2 separate regions of the Homo sapiens genome follow, and region 2 is linked to region 1. The links are chromatin loops, found by intact Hi-C in ENCODE. Cell type or tissue: heart left ventricle. All regions are shown on one strand. Each heading gives the region's core, and the rest is flanking DNA. Links, peaks and the distances in the headings are about the cores only.

Evidence for each region. Hi-C counts contacts between places; a loop is a spot of excess contacts. Peaks named below come from ENCODE experiments on the same cell type or tissue, not always from the same donor. Only the 100,000 strongest peaks of a DNase experiment are listed, where the experiment ranks them.
Region 2: a loop joins it to region 1, with 3 times the contacts of the local background. A loop is called at or near these places in 32 of 110 quality-filtered maps.

Annotation. Positions count from the first base shown.
Region 1 is chr6:71,491,191-71,503,407 of GRCh38, forward strand. No RefSeq gene overlaps it. Among named protein-coding and RNA genes, the nearest start is that of LINC01626, 76 kb to the left of the region's middle. RefSeq lists an enhancer at 4,845-5,044. In heart left ventricle, for the core only: no CTCF peak of the experiment used is centred there; no DNase peak of the experiment used is centred there; H3K4me3 peaks cover 638 bases; H3K27ac peaks cover 1,125 bases.
Region 2 is chr6:71,384,819-71,397,035 of GRCh38, forward strand. No RefSeq gene overlaps it. Among named protein-coding and RNA genes, the nearest start is that of MIR30A, 13 kb to the right of the region's middle. In heart left ventricle, for the core only: no CTCF peak of the experiment used is centred there; no DNase peak of the experiment used is centred there; H3K27ac peaks cover 571 bases.

The DNA of each region.
Region 1 (12,217 bases), core at 4,923-7,422:
CTGAACGACAAAATTGTGAGATAGTAAATGTTGTTTTATCCAGCTACTGCATTTCAGGGTCATTTGATACACAGCAATAGATATCCAATACACATGGTATGTACCAAGAAGCATTATTTATGAGACTCTGCTGTGCAAATTATTGATGAATGAAGAAATTATCTCTGACATGTCCAATTTTCTCACCTAATAAGCAATACCTAATAATAGCTGAAATTGGTACTCATGTCACTCTGAGTCTATGGCATTACTTACTATGCCATGCTGCTGTGCAAGGGCCTTTAGTGGAGGATGAGGGTGGCAAGGCTGCAGTTTTAATGCTCAATGTACAAGTGAAAACAAGTATGAATGTTATATCTGAAGATAGATTGGTAGCAAATACTTTATAGGCCGTGTGTCTTAGGGGGCTTCTCAAATAATAACAGTTAAGTTAGCTGTTGCTCTGCTTGGATATATAGGTACTATGACCAAAAGCAGAGATTAATTTTTGTTTTCTGAAAGGAGTCAGATAGTGCATATTTTAGGCATGGCAAGCTACATATGGCCTGTGTTGCATATTATTCAATTTTTAAAATAAGCCTTTAAATTTTTAAAAGCTTTCTCAGCTCAGAGGTCTTATAAAAACGGTCTATAGGCCATATTTGGCACAGGCTGTAGTTTGCCACCCCTGACTAAAGTTAAGGTAACCCTCAAAGACCATGGATTAATTTTAGTTCTTTATAGGATTCCAAGAGTGAATTAAGCCCCATTGTCCTAAGTCATCTATTGCATGTAATAAATTAACTTCTCACCTGTGGATCTTGAATGGTGTTTGCTATATAAATACTTGAAAAGATTGAGTAAATAATCACTCAGAATATTTTTGTGCTTTGTGGTTCAGATGACAAGCTCTGGTTAGGAAAAGCTAGTGGCACACATACTCATATGATTATTTATTCAACAATCATTAAATAAGCAGTAACTATATGCTAAGTGTTAGATTATGTGCTGTGAAATTATCTCAAAAACATCACCATCATACAGAGTGAACTGCAAGAAATTTTGAAAATAACTTAATTTCTGAAGTCATGCTCTAGCAGAAACAATGTGATGAGCCTAATAACTATTTCTCTTTCACTTGTGTAATATCCTTGCTACAGGATAAGAGCATTTTTTTTTTCTCCACGAGGCTGTGATCTGTGCAGACCTATTGATAGTTGTCTGAGAAATAATAAGACCCCCTAACAATACATGTCTTTAGTAGACCCAGATTAGACCTAATCTTTACCCTGTCACTAACTATGTGACTTCTAGCAATTACTTAACCTCTCCAAGATACCATCTCACCATCAAATGGAGAAAATAATACTTATTCCAGTGGATTGTTGTATGAATTTAAATGAGATAAAACATGTAAAGCACTTGGGCATAATGCTTCACAAGTAGAAAAAGCTCTGCAGAAGTACAGGCATACTTCGTTTTCCTGTGCTTTCCTTTCTTGGGCTTCACAGATACTGTGTTTTTTACAAATTGAAGATTTGTGGTAACTTTTCATTGTTCAAGTCTATTCGTGCTATTTTTCCAACAGCATGTGCTCACTGCATGTCTTTCTGTCACATATTAGTAACTACTGCACTATTTTAATAATATTGAAAATTTTGAAATTATTTATATGAAATAATTTTGAATAAATTAACAAAAATCTTCAAATAATTTTGATTAAATTATTATATAAATAAAAATTGTTTCATAATAATGAAAAATATTTTTTCATTATTATTGTGGTGATCTGTGATCAGTGATCTTTGATATTACTATTGTAATAGTTTTGGGGCACCGTGAACTGCCATAATTGAATAACATAATTGATCAATGGTGTGTGTGTTCTGACTGCTCCACTAAATGGCCATTTCCCCATCTCTCTGCCTCTCCTCAGGCCTCCCTGAGACATAACAATATTGATATTGGCCAATTAATAACCACACAAAGGCTTCTAAGAGTTTAAGGGAAAGGAAGAGTTGCATGTCTCTTACTTTAAATAAAAAGCTAGAAATGATTAAGCTCAACAAGGAAGACATATCGAAAGCTAAGATAGGCCAAAAGCTAGGTCCCTTGCACCAGTTAGTCAGATTGTGAACATAAAGAAAAACTTTTTGAAGGAAATTAAACATGTTACTCCAGTGAACACATGAATGCCAAGAAAGAAAAACAGTCTTATTGCTGATATGGAGAAAGTTTGATGGTCTGGATAGAAGACTGAACCAGCCACAACATTCTGTTAAGCCAAAGCTTAATCCAGATCAAGGTCCCAACTCTTCAGTTCTATGAAGGCTGAGAGAGATGAGGAAGCTGCGGAAGAAAAGTTTGAAGCTAACAGAGGTTGGTTCATGAGGTCTAAGAAAAGAAACCATCTTTATAACATAAAAGGGTAGAGCCGAGCAACAAGTGCTGATGTAGAAACTGTAGCAAGTTATTCAGAAGATCTAGCTAAGATAATTTATGAACGTGGCTACACTAAACAACAGATTTCCAAAGAAGACAAAAAAACCCTCTCTTGGAAGAAGATGCCATCTAGGACTCTTATAGGTAGAGAAAATAAGTCAATGCCTGGTTTCAAAGCTCCACAGGATAGGCTGACTCTCTTGTGAGGGGCTAATGCAACTTGGTGACTTTAAGTTGATACCAGTGCTCATTTGCCATTCCAAAAATCTGAAGGCCCTTAAGAATTATGCTAAATCTATTCTGCCTGTGCTTTATAAGTGGAACAGCAAAGCCTAGGTAAAGGAAATCTGTTAACAGCATAGTTTACTGAATATCTTCATCTCACTGTTGAGACACATTACTCAGAAAAAAAGATTCCTTTCAAAACATTACTGCTCATTGACAATGCACCTGGTCACCTAAGACCTCTGATGGAGATGTATAAGGAGATTAATGTTATTTTCACGCTGCTAACACAGTGTCCTTTCTGCAGCCCATGGGTCAAGTAGTAATTTTGGCTTTCAAGTCTTATTTTTTAAGAAATGCATTTCATAAGACTATAGCTGCCATAGATAGTGATTTCTTGATGAATCTGGGCAAATTGAAAACCTTCTGGAAAGGATTTGCCATTCTAGATGTCAGAAAGACCATTCATAATTTATGGGAGGAGGTCAAAATATCAACATTAACAGAAGTTTGGAAGAAGTTGATTTCAACCTCTGTGGATGCTTTTGAGGGTTCAAGACTTCAGTGTAGGAAGGAACTGTAGATGTGGTGGAAATAGCAAGAGAACTGATATTATAAGTTCAGCTTGAAGATTGGACTGGATTCCTCCAATCTCATGTTAAAACTTGAATGGATAAGAAGTTGCTTCTTATGGCTGAGCAAAGAAAGTGGTTTCTTGAGATAGAATCTACTCTTGGTGAAGATACTGTGAACAGTGTTGAAATGACAACAAGGAATCTGGAATATTACATAAACTTAGTTGATAAAGCAGTGGCAGGTTTTAAGAGGAGTGACTCCAATTTTGAAAGAAGTTCTCTTGTGGGTAAAATGTTATCAAACAGCATCATACACTACAGAGAAATCTTTTGTGAAAGGGAAATTCAATCAATGTGACAAACTTCATTGTTGCCTTATTTTTAAAAAGTGCTGTAGCCACCCCAACTTTTAGCAACCACCATCCTGATCAGCAGTGGTCGTCGAGGCATGACCCTTTACCAGCAAAAGATTAGGACCCATTCAAAGCTCAGATGATCATTAGAATTTTTTAGCAATAAAGTATTCTAAAATTAAGGTAAGTACATTTTTTAGACATAATGCTATTGCACACTTAATAGATTGCAGTATAGTATAAACATAACTTTTAAATGCACTGGGAAACAAAAAAAATAGTATGGCTCCTTTTATCGTGATGTCTATTTTATTGCAGTGGTCTAGAACTGAACCCACAATAACTTCAAGTTGTGCCTTGTAACTATTATTGTTTTCAGGCTCACTTCCATGATGTCAGGGGCATCAGATACATGCTCTTATTTTTTTCTAAAGTCAGATCCAATACTACAGCCAATAATTCTGTATGAGATGTATTAATAGAAAGGAAAAATCTATAGTTTTCTCTAATTGCATTCGTCTTCTCAGAGAACTGGGCACAGCTATGGGGGGTAAAAAATGCCTAACAGACAATCTCGCATCTTGAAAATATTTTGTTTTAGAAGGATAGTTTGATTTTTTTCCTCAATGTAATAAGTTGGCTGCAAAGAATGGGGAAGGAAGGTGGGGGAAGCATAAATTTCTGATTTTAATTTTTTTTTGTTGTTTATTTTTAGAGCTTCTCTCTTACAGAAAAAAAGTGTTTGCTTTTTTGGATTCTGAAGTAAAAATAACAGAACGAAGCCTTAGTGAATTCTTATACCGTGCCAGGCTCTGAACGCTTTATGCTCAAACAGCCCTCTGAAATAGGAAAGCTTTTATCCTTCATAGTTTTATAAATATGAAATTTGATGCACAGATTGCCTATGGAACTTACCCAAGGTCATCTGGCCTGTGTGTCAGTAGCCCAACTATGAATCCAGGTAGGTTTACTTCAGAGCCCAGCTCTTAATTCCAGTACTGTACCACTGTTATATAACAGAAAGATTTTCTGAGTTACAGATGCAATTTTAAATATTCTTGTAGTCACACTTAAAAAAGGAAAAAAGAAATGGGTGCAATTAATTTTAATAATATATTTTTATAGAACCAACTATGTCTAAAGTATGACCATTTCAATATGTAATCAATATAAACATTTTAATGAGATATTTTGTATTTTTTCATACTTCACTTTTAAATCCAATGTGTACTAAATGCTTCTGCAGATCTCAATCTGGACTTGCCACATTTAAATGCTTCATAGCCACACAGGGCTGGTGGCTGCCCCACAGAAAGCACAGCTTCACCATCTGTGCAGCTAAAGTCACTTGACATTCTATTTATATCTTCTATGTTTACATAATCTTTATTCTTTTTGTTTTGGTATCTTCAAGAATGTAGAGACCAGAGCACTAAAACTGAAAGTAACTTTGGGGGCCGGCGGGGAAGGAAGAAAACCCGTAGTAATATTGTTATTGTCTAGGGGTTTCTAATAATGCCTACAGAAACTGATGCTCTTAAGAGCATTTTCTCAGATTTCTGAAATCTTTTGAGTTCCATTGCATGCCCATTTAAGAACATGAGGCTCATTTACCATATTTCCCCCTTGGCCAAGCAGAAATCTAAAAATAAACTCTTAGTTCTTAGGTTTGACCTAACTCTTTATATAAATATCCGTTTGCAGTTGTTATTTTAGAAAAAAATTCAATCCCCTAAGTCTTTTGGTTAAAACTTTAGGAAACTGATTTCTCTCCTGAACACTTCCTTCCTCTAAACCACATAGAGTTTGGGATGTGGGGGAAGGAAGCAACAGTCACATTTTATTTTGTTTTTTGTGTTTCCCACAAGAGAACAAAAGAGACAACCCCCACTCCACAAAATTTTTCTGCCATTTCCCTTTTCACCACCAAATTTTAAATGATGATTCGTGTGTGAAAAATTGGTCCCTTGATATAAAATTGAACTGTAAACTTTGTAGAGCTTTGGTCTGAAAAAGAATATCTTATCAAGTTTGGAAGTGCCCTATGGAAAACTGCCATGTCACATTTTCCCCTTTCTGTATCTCTGCCAATGTTTCCCCAACACCCGATGCACAGCAGACAGCAATAGAGAGTGCTTGTTGAAGTAAATTTCTTTTAATTAATTGGGGGAAATTCGATACAAATTTTGGATTCACTATTTTAAAAGAAAAGTGGTTTGTTATTTCCAAGTATATTGATGGAAACAGGAGAAATATTTGCATGAGAAAGGAATGATTTGTGAGGAAGAAATGACCTAAAGATGAGTTGGAAACTACTGGAACTTACAAGGCTCATCAGCTTCTAGGGGGTTCCTCCTTGACCCTATCTTTAAATGAAATTTTAATATAAACAAAATGTAAAAATTAAAAATAAAACAAAATATTTAAAAATACGTGTACAATTTTGGTCAAGAGAGATGTTAAGGTAGGTAGGAAACTTAGCAAGAAAACATGGTTATATTTAACTGGATTAGAATGAAGGAATATATATATATGTGTGTGTACATATATACATATATAGTCATGCATTACTTAACAATGGGGATACATTTTGAGAAATAAATCATGAGGTGATTCCACCACTGTGCAAACATCATAGAGTGCTTACACAAACTTAGATGGTATAGCCTACTACATGCCTATATGGCATAGCCTATTGCTTCTAGGCTATAAACCTTTGCAGCTTGTGTCTTTACTGAATACTGTGTGCAATTGTAACACAGTGGTAAGTTTTTAATATGTAAACATATCTGAATATAGAAAAGGTAGTGCAAAAATACAGTATTATAATCTTATAGGACCAATAATCTTACAGGAACACCGTCGTAAAAGAGGCCCATCATTAACTGAAATGTCATTATGCAGTGCATGACTGTGTGTGTGTATTTGTGTGTATTTGAAGACATATCTTATACAAAACAATGGATTGGGAAAAATATATGCAGTCAGAATGCCATCAGAAGACATGTAAGTGATATTCCTAATGTACAAATGACTACTAAAAGAAGTTGTAAATAAAGAAAAGAAAATGGGCCACAAACATTGTATTTTCACTAGTGAATCAAGGAAATGAAAAATATAAGAAAATTAGATGGAATATTTCACACACCAGATAAGCAAAAATTTAAAGAAGAAAACACTGTCCAACATTAGTGAAGTAGGCCCTCTACTTAGCTGCTGGGAGTGTGACTTGCTCAAACCTTTTTAGAAATTAAACTGGAAATGGCTATTACAATTTAAAACATCATACACTTTTATTTAGCAATCCCAATTGAGGAATTACCAGTACATAAACACATGTCTATTAAAGGGTTTATTACTTATAAAGTAAAAGCTCTGTAATAAACAGGTGATTTTTCAGGTGGCAAAAACCTGAAAACAAGTTGAATGTTCATTACAGAGGGAATAGTTGAATAAATTATGATATGGTAATAATATGGGACATTATAGATCTATTAAAAATAATGATGGCCGGGCACGGTGGTTCACGCCTGTAATCTCAGCACTTTGGGAGGCCAAGGCAGGCGGATCACAAGGTCAGGAGTTCGAGATCAGACTGGTCAACATGGTGAAATCCCATCTCTACTAAAAATACAAAAATTAGCTGGGTGTGGTGGCATGTGCCTGTAATCCCAGCTATTCAGGAGGCTGGGGCAGGAGAATCGCTTGAACCCAGGAGGTGGAGGTTGCAGTGAGCCAAGATTGTACCACTGCACTCCAGCCTGGGCAACAGAGCAAGACTCCATCTCAAATAAATAAATAAAATAAATAAAAATAAAAATAATGAGATTTTGATGCATTATATAGGATGGTTAGTTTTGAGTGGCAGGACTCTGAGATTCTCCTGGCTTTCCCCAAATCACAATCTGGAGGAGAAAAGAGGGGCTTCCTCTTCCTGTCTCAAAAGCTATGCCTACCAAGCCTCACCCTTCCCATCCATACACAGAAATTTTTCTCTCAGTATCCAGTGGCCATGATTGGGACATTAAGTCTCTGTTTCAGGCCCAGTGTGGTGACTCACACTTGTAATCCCAGCAGGTGGAATGTGAAAAGGTGAGGCAGGAGGATCACTTGAGCCCAGGAGTTGGAGGCTGCAGTGAGCTATGATCACACCACTCACTCCAGCCTGTGCAACAGAGCCAGACCCTGTCTCTAAAACAAAACAACCAACAAGCCTGAGCTTCAGCAGCATTAGTGGTGGGAAATCAGGCCTTCCTATGGCATCTTCCCAGTGGGAGGTAACTTTCGCTGTGTGGTTTGAGGGACAAATCAACAGGGCACCCAGGAAGGTCTGTCCCATCCTGGTTTGAGAAGCCCCACTGTGCCCTCATCCAAAAGGAAGATCCAAGTACACACTTGGCTTGGGTTCTCCCCACTCCAGTTATCTTCTGGTTTCAGTCAGGCTGAGTGCCTGGCATTAATTAGGTACCCCAAATCTATTGCTTTTTCCTTTCATCTCATGCTTTTTAAAACTATTACAAAACTATATATATATTTTAAAAAACTGTTAATGTTAATTGAATATAAGATCCTAATGAGTTTAATTTGGTTATATAGTTATTTTAAGGTAGTGGAAATACAAAATGACACCATAATTTTAAAAACTGGTGGAAGGGTCAATAAGTCATCTGGCCTTATTTGGTTAGAATGCTCAAACAGAGAATTTGTACCTGAAAACATAAAGTGTAATTTAAAAAAAAGCCAAAAAACAATTTTAAGTAAATATAGTAGACTTTATAGAGATTTCCATGGACTGATAGCTACCAACAACATTAACACTAGCTATTTTTGCTCAAAACATTTTATCAAAGTATCTTTCATACCTGTGTGTAGGTTGTATAAAATCATAATTACTATTAAGGTCATATCTTCTCATATATATCTTAGAATTTAAAGTGATATTAATAAGCTGGATAATTTCCTTTAGGTAATAAATTTAACTTCAAAGAACATTTAGTGGCTTCAAATAAGAGTCTTCCTTTTAGGACATTGATTTGTCACTGTTCCAAAGTATGTGATGTTGACTTTGAAGGCAATTCCAAAAGAGGAGTTTCCAAAAATATTTGGACAATGATAACATCAATCAAATTAACCCACAGCCTCCCAAGATGACTACTTAGACTGAAACAACATTCATTTAAATGCAAAACTCTGGCATGTTTGTTAAAAATTAGTAACAATATATAATCAGACTCGAGAGAGAGTGAAAGAAAATAATTGGAAGTGGCTGGGCATTGTGGCTCATACCGGTAATACTAGCATTTTGGGAGGCTGAGGTGGGAAGACCACTCGGGCCTAGGAGTTCAAGGTTGCAGGGAGCTATGATGGCACTCTGCACTCCTGCCAGGGTGAGAGAATGACACCCTGTCTCTAAAACAAATAAACAACAAACAAAAGAAAGAAAGAAGGCAGTTGAAACAATTCAGGAGTGGGGAAGCTTCCACCTTCATGTGGTGAGGCATCAAAAATTTTAATGGTTTCTGCTGTTAAAATCTCCATTTTTCTGGCCTTGTTCTAAAATACTAGGGACTATGTTTCTATTTTTATTTATTTCTATGCTTACATTTTCAGGCCAGCAGTTAAATTCCTTTATTTGTTCATTTTTACGTCATTTCAAATAGAGTGTTTTAGGCAAAACTCCTCTCTAATTTTATTCCATAAAGTTGCTCTCTTCTTGAGAGTCCATAATTATAGTTTCAGGGCAGATAATGTTTTTCAATAAAGATTAAAATGAGTATTTTTTTCAGGTTTCCACCCTGGGCTGCTGTGTGTCCTACAACTCCAGGGGTAGGCTTGCCTTGCTCTTTTCAGATGACCCTGCACACACCACTTACTCCCAGTACACACAAATGGTACTCCCTGGGCCTGGGGATGCAGTAGCTTTGTCATACCTAATGTTATTTGTTGTGCTATATGTTTCAATCTTTAAAGCCTGAGATCCAAAGGGGAGCTTGCATAGCCATAATTATAATTTTTATATGGTTCTAAATACTTTGTCCACGATACTTCGAAAGTGATGTTCATGCCTAATGAGATTATTGTAAATAAATTATATTTTATTTTTACAGAAGAGTATGTTATTTATAAAATATGAAGCTAGAAAAAGATGCAACTTATTTTCAAAAAGATATATCAAGGAGAGCAAACGTGGAGCACAGATGTCAATCAGGGAGTCAGGCAACTTCTTCATTGATTGCTTCATGAAAACACATAGTGTTTAGAGGATTTCTGTCCAAGTAAAGCCATTTAATAAATAACTCCTATCCCAGAAATAGTGTTCAGAAATCTCCATTCTGATTTTCAATAGTCCCCAGCTTCTCTTGCAGTTCAGTTGGCCTAGATGAATGCTCCACCAATGACCACAAGCAGAGGAACAAAGCGAGCTTCAGACCAAGGCTGCTAACGGTCTCAATAGGTTCCCTCCATGTCTCTTCCCTGCTGTAGTAGCCCAGGAGACTCTATGCTCCAGACTTTGTTGCTCCAAGATGAGGAAAGGCTTCCTGACAGAATCAGACCGTGATGTGAGCTGATCTAGAATAAAACCTTTGTTGGATTACTCTACTGAGATTTGAGGGTCAATTTGAGACCATTAAGGCCCAGCCCATCCTAAGATAACAAAATATATGGTATTTGTAGATAGGGTATTTGATCAAATTATTACAAAACAATATGATCTGGGAAAACATGATCCATGTCCCCTTTAATTCTCTGCCTTTAGAGATTGTTGTGTAGTGTGTTTCACTTCAGGGATTTATTAAATAATCTGTGGAATGGGTACGTAACTACAAAATATACTATATATTGCACCACTTTCAAAGAAACATGGTATAATAAAATATCCAGCATTTTAAATTATATGGAAGAGAATTCACTTTACCATATATCTTAGGTTCTAAGTCACACCTGATTCCACATCTTAACCCTCTAACATTCAGATACATCTTACACACAATAGCATCTTAGATTTGATGAAAGATTTTATTTTTTAGCACTTGGAAGCACATTTAGATCCTCTATAACCTTCAGTTTATTATTATATAACTAGATTATCATTAACCTGTAATAATACTTGTTAACAGAGTGTCACACCATGATCTTTTTAAGTTGCAACAGCTACCGTAAAGCTGTTTCTTATACCTGTTCTGAATGTTCCATCCTGACTAACTCTCCATTTTTTGGAGTTCCGATCCTATCACGTGTTTCTTCCATTTTTACCCTTGCTTTTCACATGAGACTTTGCCCTCTGCATTGCTTTTCCAGCTACAACTTTTGTATCTTAACCACATTCTTTTTAAAATGTGGTCTCATAGAAGATTCAGTTTCCTCCTCTTCTTGCTCACCTTGGGCCTTGGACCCAGGGACCATGCTCCTTTGCGCTCAGTGAGGCCTCTTATTGCTGAGTCTTCTGCTGTGTTTATTCAAGCCCCGTGGTTCTTCAATATAAAAACCTCAGTGCAGTTGGGGAGAAGGTTGTAACAGCAATAGATTGCAAAAAACATCATTGCCTTCTTTGCCAAAGTTAGGTTTAATAATCAAACTTCATAACACTCTGGAAATTCCAGGAATACTTGAATTATCAAGCAATTCTCACAATTATTGGCCTCTTCAGAGGACCCAGAATCCCCAGGTAAATACAGTCTGAAAAATCTTGTTCATGAGTTTATCATTTAACAAATAGGCACCTTTAAACTTACCACACATAGTTTTATAGACTCAGCCTTGAAGCCACTAGCTGATACTCTGAGATCCTGTAGGAAATTACTACTTCATAAAGGTACTTTTTCCCCTAGAGAACCAGGATTAATATTTCAATAAGTTTTTTGAAAATACCATAGTAGTAATTTTTTTCCTTAGCGAAAATAAACTGAAGTGGGACCCAAAAAAATCCTAAATGTTTATTAACAAAAGAATAATTATGTATGTTATTTTCAAACTTTGTGATCGAATGAAACTATTAAAATAAAAACTAGAAAGCCAATGTTGATACATGAAAGATTACCATGAAATAATGTAAAAGAAAGCAGAGCGAGAGTTTTCTCTACTTTAAGGTTAAAATCACAGCCACAGTTCCAGAGTAAGGACTTTAGCTCTGGGGGTTGCTTTGAATTCAACTTAATCTAAACATTCTCTATTTTTTTAGATGGACTAACTGGGGAATGAGTGCTGTTGGGGATTCTATTTCTGTGACAACTTAAATAGCACTTCCAGAGAGGCAATAGTTGAACATATTGGAGTTTGTGACTGGTACTGTCACTGAGACTCAAAAGAAATATGGGCTAGGGAGGATGGAGAGGGTACAAGGGCTGTACATGCTGCTATTGGGAAGTTCGCCAAATAAGCCAGAGAGAGCACCATGATTCATAAGCTTGGTGCAGCGACACTGGTAGAGGTTTGGGTGAGAGGTGAAGACAGGAGGCAAGGGTAGAGGCCATTTTGATTGCAATATTTAGCGAATATCACTTGGATTTTCTTCAAACTCAACCTCTCTCCATAGCCTTTTCCCCCCATTCTCAAGCACTTGTGCCAAGTTTGAAGAGAAGCTAAAAATGGAAAAGAAGTCACATAAATGAGCTGAACAATGTGTGTGTGTGTGTGTGTGTGTGT
Region 2 (12,217 bases), core at 6,249-8,748, 110 kb before region 1:
TTATAGTCCCTATAGTAATCATTATAAGAAGAATGCAAAGAAATGTAGCTTTAAAAAGACAACAGAATTAAAATGGTAAAATAAACATTTAACGTAAAAGAAATCAGGAAAAGAAGGACTGAGGAACAAGCAATATATGAGAAAAATAGAAAACAAACAGTAAAGTGGCAGAACTAAATTCAGCTAGATCACTAATTACAGTAAATGTAAGTGGACTAAACACTCTAATGAAAAGTCCTGTTGGGGCCAAGCTGTATATAAAAGCTAGACACAACTATATGCTATCCATAAGAGGTACACCATTCAACCTCAATGGCTTAAGCTTTAATCTATCTGGCTATTTTCCATTATGATAGTTTGCTTCTCATTAAAAGTGGAGTCTCCTACAATTATCCATTGTCGACTTGTGAAACAGCAACTGTCTCTATCTTGGTCATTGTGTTGCCTTATAGGTTTACAAGGTCATAATGGGCAAAAATCATGTTTACCACATTATACTACCAACTGCACACTCCTCCATGTGGGTAAGGATTATATGTACTTGGTGATGATAACATGCTTTTATCACTTAGATTTGCTTCAGAAAACACAGCTGGTACAACATGTTTACAGCTGTAATTCCATCAGTTACTGTTAAAACTGAATATTATAAATTCTCCAAATAGTTAGAAAAAGAAAATGTACTAATTAAAATGTAAAAATAGTTCTTCCATTGAATTACCTGAATAAACCACATGCTAAAACAGTTCTGGATTAATGATTAATCAGGCTTTCATAATATTAATAGCTAACATTTTTCAGTGCTTTCCATGTTCCAAGCACTGTGCAAAGTGCTAATTATCCTAACACTGCAAATAACTCCACACAGAAGAGGAAGCTGACACTTAAACTTGCTCAAACTCACCCAAGAGTTAGATCTAAACTCAGATTTACTTTTTCCAGCATCTATGTAAACATGCACAACATAGAGAAAGTATAAATGAAAGGAAGTACATTTTGGTTCTAAAAGCTTGATATTAACATTGATTGATATTTTAAAAGTAGGCAAGGCTCAGATGTATCTGACTATTCCACAGCCTCTTATGACTTCATGGGGAATTATATAGGATTTCAAGTTAATTCTCTGGGGATCATGCAATGTCTTTATCAATCCTTGTCTATCAACATTTGAATATGCAAAAATGAAATCAAGAATCTCTGCTTCCCTTCCAGGGCTATGTGATATATCTCTGAAGAAGAAATTCAAATAAAATATAGAGGTAACTACTTTTTTGTAATTAAAAATTCAAGCCGATGAATTTTTTGTTAGCATTTTGCAACTACTACATTAGCAACATTTAATATATAATATAGACAGTGTAGGCACGGCTGCAGTAAATGGAATTTTATTAGCTTCACTGCTTTTGATTTGGTGACATTGCTTAAGGTAATTTATCATAAGGAAATAAAGTGATAGAAACCAAAATGCTATATGGAAGTATTAGTCATCAAAATGAAAACAATTTTAACAGTAATTTGATACAACGTGGTATGTGGATATAATACAGTCATTTAAGTGATTAATATGATGTCTATGTATAGTATACGTTTTTTTAAAAAGCACAAACTACTACTTTCAGCATACCCACATGATTACATTTGCACAAAAATGGACAGGTACTGGGAGGTAACAGGTAAAAACCAAAATACTTGGCTTTGAATAGTAAGATTGTGAATCATTTTTGTGGGCGAATTTTTATTATGGTTTTCCCAATGTTTCAACAATTTTTACGACAAAGGAGAGGAAAGCACCTAGTCTCACAATGATGAGACTTAGATAATTGATGTAATGCTCTTTTTAAGTAGATCAAACCAAAGATGTTGGCTTGCCACACAATAACTGACTTTGCTTTTAAAACAGGAGCAAAAATGTAAAAGTTTCTCAGGTAGCTGATTATATTCAGGGAAACCTGAATAAGAGACTCTTTATATTCTAATACAACTTCTGACAATGATTTCTTTTCAGCAGCACTGAGGGTGGTTCCCTTATGCAGTTTTTTTTTTTTTTGGCTATTGTATACTAACATGATAGAATGTTTTGATGAAAAACAGGACCCAGTAGAATTAAGCAAAGAAGAAAAATGTACTGAAATTTTTACAAATCAGTATTAAAATATTTTGGTAGTTTGTTTCAATACTTAATCTTTAAGTCTTTCTAATTGTGTTTATCCACACAGATCAGATTTATCACAGATCTTTATTTTTTCCATTATATTAGATTTTGCTTCTGTTGAATAAAATAAACTTATGATGAAAAGTCTTATAAAAAAACATGTCTTTTGTTACCTTTGCAAAATCAAGACTCCGAATCCAGTCTAATCTGTCTCCTCCCAAGCAAAAAATCTTGGGGAAAAAGCTGAAATGCTATTACCTGAAAATTTATGTAAGATTGTACATTTACTTTCCAACCAGTCTGAAGGCTGAGGAGTTTGCAAGGAAAGCAAGAAAAAGTTAAAATGTCTAAACAAAAGCCTGACTGGCTCCAAATCTAGTTGCTTAATCACCAGGGCCCAAGTGGGCAGTAAGAGACATCTGTGGGGTTGAAAGCAGCAGAACTTACAAACTTCAAACATGTGTTTCCCAATCATCTCTTCTGTCTCCCCAGAGGGATAAAAATAAAGCAACATTAGTTAAATCTTGAGGAGTGAGTAGTCACCTTAGAATTAGGTCAAAAAAATGAAAGGTAAAATCAAATTAGCCATTTCTTTATCTTATTCATTGAATATTCAGAGTTTGAGGAGAGAAACTGGAGTGCCTGATTGATATGCAACTTTCAGTTAACTACAGGCTTCATTTATACTTGATATTCTGGCCTGATTCATTCTGATAAGTTGACACATTCCAATAGGGTTGCTTGTGATAAAGGTTAACGCATTGCCCTTTATGCTTATTATGCTTTCTCTACAAAGACATATTCAATAAATATTTATATTAATTTATCTTTTTGTTTTGAGACAGTTTATAGGGTCATATGAATGGAGTCAGGAGATCTATGTTTGAAGCTTGGCTCCACTTACTACTTGTGTGACCTTGAGTAGGCTATGAATTTTAGTATACTCAACTTTAAAACAGATGGTGGTGATAATAGCAACTCTGTCATTAAGATAAACCTCAAGTTTCTTATTTGACAAAATTTAATAGGTTCTTCTTTGTGTAAAAGAATTTAAGGGCTATGTACCAGCACTGTTCTAGGCTATAGAGACTCAGCAGTGAGTCCCTGATATCCTGGCATTCATGGAGTCAAATACAATTAATTAAGATATTATATAATTTCACAGGTGGTGACAACTGCTGCAAGGGGAAGTGCAGTAAGCCAAATGATCCATTTGAAGGAGAGCTATTTTAGGTGGAGGTGGTGGTCAGGTAAGGCCTTTCTTAGTAAAGTGGTATTTGACCAGAAACTAAATGAAGCAAGGGGAGGGGCGGGGTGAGTCATATGTGTATATCTGGCATCACACATCTGCCTAATTTTATTTAGGCAAGTTTCCACATATAAATGTGACATACATTTGTACAGGAAGCTACTATATAGAGAAACAGGAGTTTGAAAGAAGCCTGGGGATTAAAGAGACCAGCAGGAAATTATATAAAGAAAAAGTGGAAGAATATGTCAGTGGAGAAAAGGAAACTTTTTTCTCACATGAAGCTTCTGCAGTTGAGCACAAACACTGTGGTCTACAGGATCCCTAGAGAGTGGAAGGGAAGCTGAGTACCTAGAAGTAGGCTCCTGCAGGCAGCAAGCTCCAAGGGGTGCTTAACTATTCCTTTCTGCCAATCTTTCCTAGTGGGGCTACTCAACTTTAGGTACAAGGATAAGCTGCACTGGAAAATAGGAAAAGGAACCCAGTTAGGGTTGAATAGGGGTCTTGGGCTGATGATCTTGTTTCTTCACCCACAGTCCTTTTGAGATCTGTGCATAGGATACAATTAACTTAGAAATCAGTATAAGAGTCAGCCCAGGTGTAGTACATACCTAAATAAAGGACTTTCTGAAAATGATCAATTTCTCCCTCTGTATAAATACTGGGATAGGTGTTGCATAAGCAATTCTTTGAAAACTCTCTAAAAGAATATTAAATGTAGGCAATGTAGAAAAAAAGAAAAAAAAACTGACTCATTGTTCTCCTGGGCTTCCTCTTCACTCTGTGGCAAAGAGTCCAAATTCTTATATGGCAGTTCTAAGTTCAAAGACATTTACTTCAGATGACAGTGCCATTTTTATAGCATGTTAACCAGTTACGTGAAACAAGCTCTCGCTAGTATGTGCTTGAATTACTGGCCTGAAAAGTCTATTAGTACTAAATGTTTTAGGAAACAAGCTACTCCAAACTTCAGTTTCTTAGGGGTTATCTGTTACACAGTTCAATTAGTTAGTTTCCCAATCCATCTAGACTTCAACATTGAATTTGATTTTACAATCTCAGGGACTTGAAAAGCTTCCACTTCTGCAAATGCTATTTCCCAGCTCTAGTCTGTCTACCACTTACTCACAATTAGCTGCTTTACACTCTCACCACACCCTTCAGCCTCTCTGAGAGCCAGGCAGTAACGGCCATTTCTGGGGCTACATCTAAGTAGTTCACAGCTGTATCCTAAACTCTCAGCATAGGGTCTGGTTCAGAGTAACAACTTAATACGTATTTATTAAGTGAACAAACAAATGTCTGAAATCCTCTGTCTTGGATCAGCAATTATCGGTTATCTTTTCTGAGAAGCTTGGAGAGAAGGTGCGCAGATATTTATTTAACAAGAGTGTTAATTTTTATTTCCTCCCCTTTTTATCTGATCACTAGATGGGCAGACAGAGAAAATGTATTAGGCAAAGTCTATATGACTAAGTCTCTCAAGATGTCCACGTGGGGAAATTTAGTCTGAATCCGAATACCGTTAGGGAGATTTCACAACTGCTGCACAAATATGCTCTAAAGGAACTGATGGGCTGGGCGCGGTGGCTCACGCCTGTAATCCCAGCACTTTGGGAGGCCTAGGCGGGCAGATCATGAGATCAGGAGTTCGAGATCAGCCTGGCCAGCATGGTGAAACCCCGTCTCTACTAAAAAAACCACAAAAAATTAGCCAGGCATGGTGGCGCGCATCTGTAACCCCAGCTACTCGGGAGGCTGAGGCAGGAGAATTGCTTGAACCCAGGAGGTGGAGGTTGCAGTGAGCCAAGATTGTGCCATTGCACTCCAGACTGGGTGACAGAGGAAGACGCCATCTCAAAAAAAAAAAAAAAAAAAAAAAAAGAACTGAAGAAACTGATGATCTATAGATTATCAACCTGGAGGAGAGCGTTGAGATTCAGCCTTTACAGCTCTGACCTTCCTTGGACATTTTCTATACAATATTTTAATTTGTATTACCATCTTAAACTAGAGGAAAATAAGGTTTTCCAAATTTGACATTAAAGAAGGCAGTGCATATTTTGGAATAGTGAATCAAGATCCCCAAAAAACCTGTGACAGATTAGCACAATGGGCTAAAATTAACCTAATTAGGCAGCATTTCTAAGAAATTTCCTATGGGGGGAAAAGTGACAGTGGTAGCTTTTGTGAAGTCTTAGGGATAAATGTAAATACCTACTTCAATTCAGGTAACAGTCCAAAAAAGCACCAATTGGGGCAAAACAGCAATTCATGTGAAAAAGAAAAGAGTTCTGACACTAAGCCCAACCTGAGTAACACAGATGTCTGCCAAAAAAACAAACAAACAAAAAACAAAAAAAAGCTAATGTGGTTTTAGCCAACGTTAAGAGAATTGTGCTATCTTTAGAAATCAACCAAATATTTACGGAACTTTTACTGGCATTGTTCTAAGCACCAACAGAAAAGTGGGGAATAGAGAAGAATCAGGCATAATCCTTGCTTTTAAGGTACTATTTAGTCATAGGAAGATTAGCAATTACAAAACAACGTAATAAAAGACACAATTTGACAGTCTCAACTATCAAGGCAATGAGCCTTCAGAATTCCCAAAGCCCAACCCCCACCACCAAAAAAAAAAAAAAAAAAAAAAAAAAAAACCAGAGGGGGTTCATTATACTCCACAGGTGTAGCCCATTAACTGATGTTTGGAATCATGGCCTTAAGTCATTAATAATCTGCTGTAAATAAGGTCCATTACTCTCTTTAGAGAAACCAAGTAATAGAAATACACATTTTAGAAATTGTCTTTTTGGTTTGGTTAGTCGTTTTAGTTATAAATGAAATATAATTCATGTATCTGAAAAATTTAATTGTGGGGATAAGCTCATTCCTGAATGGGGTCAAATAAATCAGGCACTGCTGTATATAGTTAAGCATTGAAGTGTACAGGTCAATCTGTAAAGCCTAAGAAAAGAAGGAAATGAGCCTAAGAGGTCAGAGAGATGAGATATCCTGTAACAAACTACAGAGCCAAGCCAGATTTGTGGGCTTTGATTACTCTGAGGTCATGGCACAACCAAAGACTTTGGAGTGCTGATGGGAGGATGTAGTGGGGACAGCGGGGGAGGGAAGAGCTGCTGCTGCTTCTAGATAAGGCATGTGTATAATTTGTATACTTTACCAAAATACCAGCATCATGTCATTCTTTACAGCTATGGTACACTAGATACCCAACAATGGCACATTTCCTTTTCAGGTGGGGTCTCCAGTGCACTATATTTTCCCTTATTTGTACCTATGTTTGAACTTGTAACGCTAGAAAAAAAATCATGCCACCAAGTGGATGCGTGCCACCCCAAATTTGTGGCCTTTAATCTCAGTTGGCCTTCAGTGAAGCACAGAGTCTCTTCCACAGCCGACGTGTTTTTGTTTTTGCTAAATGCTTGCAGCAGCCTTTCCAAACCTCCACCTCATCCTTATTTTCATCCCCTTCAGGTGTGACCTACTTTACTTCCTACTTCATGAAGTACATTCTGTCCTCTACATTACTGCTTCCCAGATGAAATCTATTCTAACATTCACCCATCCTTTCTTCTTCACAGGAAAGACACCTCTTCTTCTGTTCTAGGCTAATTCCTTGGTCTTCACAGCTGTTGAGACTGTGGTCTTTCTCCCTTCACATTTCCAGCCTCATTTTCCTCTTCCTCCTCCTCTGCAGGCTCCTTTGAGCCACCCTCCTTGATGCCTCTTTGCAGCATCTTCCTCTGCCCACCTTTAGATGTCCTATTCCCCCATAGTCACAGATTCTTTCCATGGTTGTCTTCTCACACTGACTTGGGCAGCATATTCCACTAGCTCTTCCTGAGGGCTCCACTCTCCACACTTCCATCCTCTGCACAAGCTCTTTAGCTTTCTGGGTTGTCTGCTCCATTGATACATTTGCCCAGGATCTGCTGTGTTTCAGTATGTTCAAATTTTTCTTTTTGAACTGATTTTCACACTAAGCTCAAAAGACCTTCTCCGTCCACCCCTTCTAAAACTCTCAACAGCACCTCTACTACAGGTTCTCTCATGCAATCACTGTCTCCATTTTTATCTTCTTGTAACTTATCAACTCCTTGAAATAAGAGACTGCATTGTTATTTGCCATATATTTATGTGGGTAAGGGCTCAAAAAATATCAAGTGAATGGATGAATTTTATATACGTAAAATATGATGTCAGTAATGATATGACTCAGAAAATATCCAAACATCTTCTGCATGACCAATTGGTGGGGCTACTGTTTGATAAGGATGTGGACCAAGTAACTTAATGCTCCTACCAAGAGAAAGAATTTATGATGTTATGATGATCCTATACCAAGTAAATCTCCTTAAAGTTACTGTTTTAAAGACTAGAAATTAATAAAGTCTAAATAAAGTATATAATAAAAGTACACTGGTGGTATTATTTTTTCCTTCTTATGTTTCCCAGCAGACACTCAAACACTTCAAACACAGAGAGGTAACTTTTGCTCTGTGTTATGATGGCCTGGGTCACTGGCTAATGAAGACCTAAACCTTTCTTTCATTCTAGACCTATAAACCTAGTAGTTCTTGGAGAAAAGGGATTTACCTTTGTTCCTCAGATGTCCTCTAACTTTCTGCAGTAACTGCTAACAAACCATTTGACACTATCTGGGTGTGCTAGACTTAGGGAAATTTGTGTCGTCAGCAGCTCCACTGGAGACATCATGTGGCTGGAAGCAAGGGATGATGATAAGAACATCTTTTCCCCTACTATGTACAATTTTTATTTTCAAGATAAAGCTACTTATATTTAAAGCTTTTTAAAATACCAGGTCTTACAGTGCATGTGTGAAAGAAAATAACTTCATAGTTTCTGGCATGGCTGGAGAGATTAAAAGAGCAATATTTGTTGAGTAAAATCACAGTTTTCAACCTTCCTGAGACTGTTATTTCCTCACTAATTCCCCTTAAGCAAAACATTTAAGATTGGTATGAAGTTAAGAGACCACATTTTTTTCTTCTGAGGACTACCTTTCATGGAAATGATAAAATGAAAGCAAATTATTCCACAAGGTCCAATAAAACAGCCAAATCCTCCCAATAAATTCGTAGACACCATTACCCTTAAACACCCCCCACTTATCGGAGGGAGAAAAAGAAAACTTCCTTAGATCCATTCAAATATAAAAACAGTCTTTACTACATTAAATTTTATAAAATCCCATTGTTAAATACTTCCTCTCAAAGTCCTGCCAAATGGGAGGATCACTGTTCAAACAGACAAGGAATATATGACCTCCTCCCACTGCCCTGATGAACATCAGGGTTATACTTTGGCACACATACAGATCTATTTTCTACAAAGGATGCAGCTTTCCAGAGATGTGAAGGATCTGGAATGAGAACACCAGCACTCATCAACCCACTTCCTCTATTGGAAGGGAGTCTCCCAAATAAGTCCTCTGAAGGAAATACTGAAATGAAGTCACCCATGTTTTGTAAAGTAACAGTAGCTTGATGATGTGACTGTGTCAGAAGTGACACAAGGTATAGCAGTTAGAACAAAAGTTCACTGGGACTTTTAATAAAGCAAATTTCGATAAATATTTACACAGATGCACACACAGTTATTTGTTCTGCTTCAACAGGACTCATCCAAGTGCTAGTTTTAAAATATAAACAGTGGGAAACTGCTGTAGTAATGACTAGCAAAATACTGCAATTATTTGCAAGAGCTGAAAACTGTTCCTTTAATAAAAAGTAGGAAGCTGTGTGGGAGAAAAAGGAGTGAAATTCTCTAGCAAGTGAGGCCAGTTGGAATTTAATAATTCACTTTGGCAATCATATTTGTTTAGTCAGCAGGCCAATGTTCCTACTGTGCTGCACAATGCCAGGGACAGTCTTCATCTTAAATGCCCACTGTTAAGAGAGCAAATGTTTCTAGCCAAGCTACATAAATACTATTACTGCAGCAGTCCTTGAATACATACCATTTATTACATATCTCTGAGAAGATCTGTGCAGCACAGTAAAGACTCTTGTTAGTTCAGAGATTAATTTGCCTGAGATGGCACCAGGGTATTTGAAAATGTGTTATTAAGCAATATTTCGGAAGTGGCCTATGTGTCAGCAGATAGTTATGCTCTAGTTACAGAATATAAGATAGTCCCCAAATGATATTTTTAACATCTCTTTAGTAATATAAACAGAGACCAAGACATGGAAACCTCTCATGGTTTTCTCTTTTTATTGCAGTGTTTTAGTCTTCAAGGATATTTTCCTCATCACTGTTCATCAAAATTAACTTCCTCTTCAAAAGTCAGATATAAAAGTGAAGAGATTATAAAAGCATGCATATATTGCTATAGTTTTAAAAGCAGATAGATGTATAATTAGATATATAGATAAATAGATAATTAGAATAACACAATTAAAGTAACATCTACTGTGCAAACAGCTCAAATTTATAAATAACAAACTAGCCATCTACAGAAGGTCCATATAGAAATCAGGGATGTAAAGAAATAGAAAATATATAAAACTGAATTTATATCTGTACATATCTACTCATACAAATATGTTTCCTGTGCTTATTCTCTGGTTCCCTTATGTTTAGACTCTTAAATATAATTTAATTGGTTAAATTAACACTTCACCAGGATTTGCCTTTTAGTAGTTATGTTTGGTAACCCAAAAGCCACAGACCTCTTTTTTTAACTGGTACATATTCAAATAATGCCTAGCAAATATTTTGTTTTCCTTTCATAAATATATGGCAGAAATGTTTGTGGAAAAATCTAAACCTTCTTTCAATGGAGGAGGAGAGAGAATTAAGTGTTTGGAAAGAGGGGAATTCTGTCCATAAAAAAGCACAGAGTTTCCTAACTCCAAGGCAATGAAACTTGTGCAGTTAGTCCCAAACAGGATTACTTCCTTTCCACCAAAAAGTGCCTTGATATAACCCCACCCACCACCATCGAAAGGGGCAGAACCCACAGAGCATAGCCCAGGAGAGGTCAGCCTCCTGCACACCAGAGACCCAGAGTGGGGCCTGGGGGCACCAGAATGCGGAGTGATTTCTTGGTGGTGCATGGGGAGCTGACATTTTTTAGAGTGCACTAGAGGAAAACAATCAACTCAGAGAAATAGTTTTAAAAGACTCAATGTTCAGGTCTGAATTTAGAGCAATAATAGATTGAGATTTAAAAATCTTCAAACTTATACTACAAGAGCTGACCACAAAGCTCCAAGAATGACAGGTGTGGAACGAAGAAACATCACGAAGGAAGAGAAGTGCCAAGTCTCATTTAACACCCTCAGCCTTAACTGTCTATGAATTTGGTTAAGTTCTCTACTTGGAAGACAAAACATCATGCTGTATATAACTTGATAAATAATAATTTTGTTTTAAAAAACCTTTTTAGAAAATTGTGAATAGTTTACCTCTAGCATTCCTCATAGTCCTTGCTGACGAGGGCAGCTGTGATATAGAAAAATAACATCCCTTTATGGCTATCTTTGCCAAAATAGCTTCTCACTCTGCAGGCCCAGTCTGATCCAAACCTCAGAATCTCCTGGACTAACAACAACTCAGGCCATTGTGATTTAGAAGTATCTCAGCACTAGAGAAGACACCAGGATGGCCAGGAGACAATGGCAGCATTAGAAGGCCCTAGTTGAACAGAATATATAATTTCATTTAACAGCTGCTGAAGCTCATTACGCTGGCATGAATGATTCTTTACAACCACAAAAAGAAAGAAAAACAGACAGCAGCCTATTTACAGATGCAGTGAGAGCTGTCCCTTGCTTTCCAGCTTTCAAGGGAAGCAAAACATGTCTGCATAATAACTTTAACCTATAATTCAACGCTATTTAAAAGTGTAGCTTGCCATAAGCTTACAGGGATATTTTTATACTACATTTTCAAAACCTCCACAATCTCTCAGCAGTTTCTGACTGTATTGCTTCCAGGCTTGCTGCTACCTGCTGCGGGGCCAATCAGGCAGCAATCTAGCCAGCACAGGCAATCTCTATGGCACACACCCTCCTTGCACTCAAACATTTCTATCCAAACATACTTTGTATATCTTCATGTTTTCAACCTGAGGAAAGTATAGCTCAAATGCCTTCCACAACTTTTCTAGCTTAGTGTTCTTTCTTTTGTGATCTTCAGCACCTTATTCTTTACTTTAGATTCTCTGCCACTTACTGAGTAACCTTGAGCAAGTCATTTGGCTTTTCTATGCCTCAGTTTCCGTACATGTAAAGTTACGAAGGCACCTACCTCACAGAGCTATTGTGAGGATTAAATTATGACTAACACAAGTAAAGCACCTAGAACAGTTCCTGGCAGATAGCATACACTCAAAAAATGCCATTCAGAGTTTCATTATTACTAGCACTACTTAGGACATCATACACCATTACTACTGATTTCACACATACATCTTCTACCCCACCTCAAGAAAAGTTGCCTGAAGACAAGTATTGGCATCCAGAGGGAGTAAGGTGCATATTAGTACCCTTCCTTGCCCTCCTCCCTCTTCCTACCCCTTCTGCACTCTCCACCCGTATCCCAAATACACACACTGAGGAGTACTGCTATGATGGGTTAGGTTTACAGACATTTTCTTGGCCAGTGCACTGAGCTGAAGGTTCAAGGACATGTAGGCATGGTCGTTACGCCATTTGCACAGACTTCCATGGGGACGTTCTTCCTCCCAAAAGCAAGGAGGAAGGTGTGTTCTGGAACAGGTCCCAACTTTTGCTTCTCTTCCATCTTCTCAGATAATCTTTCTT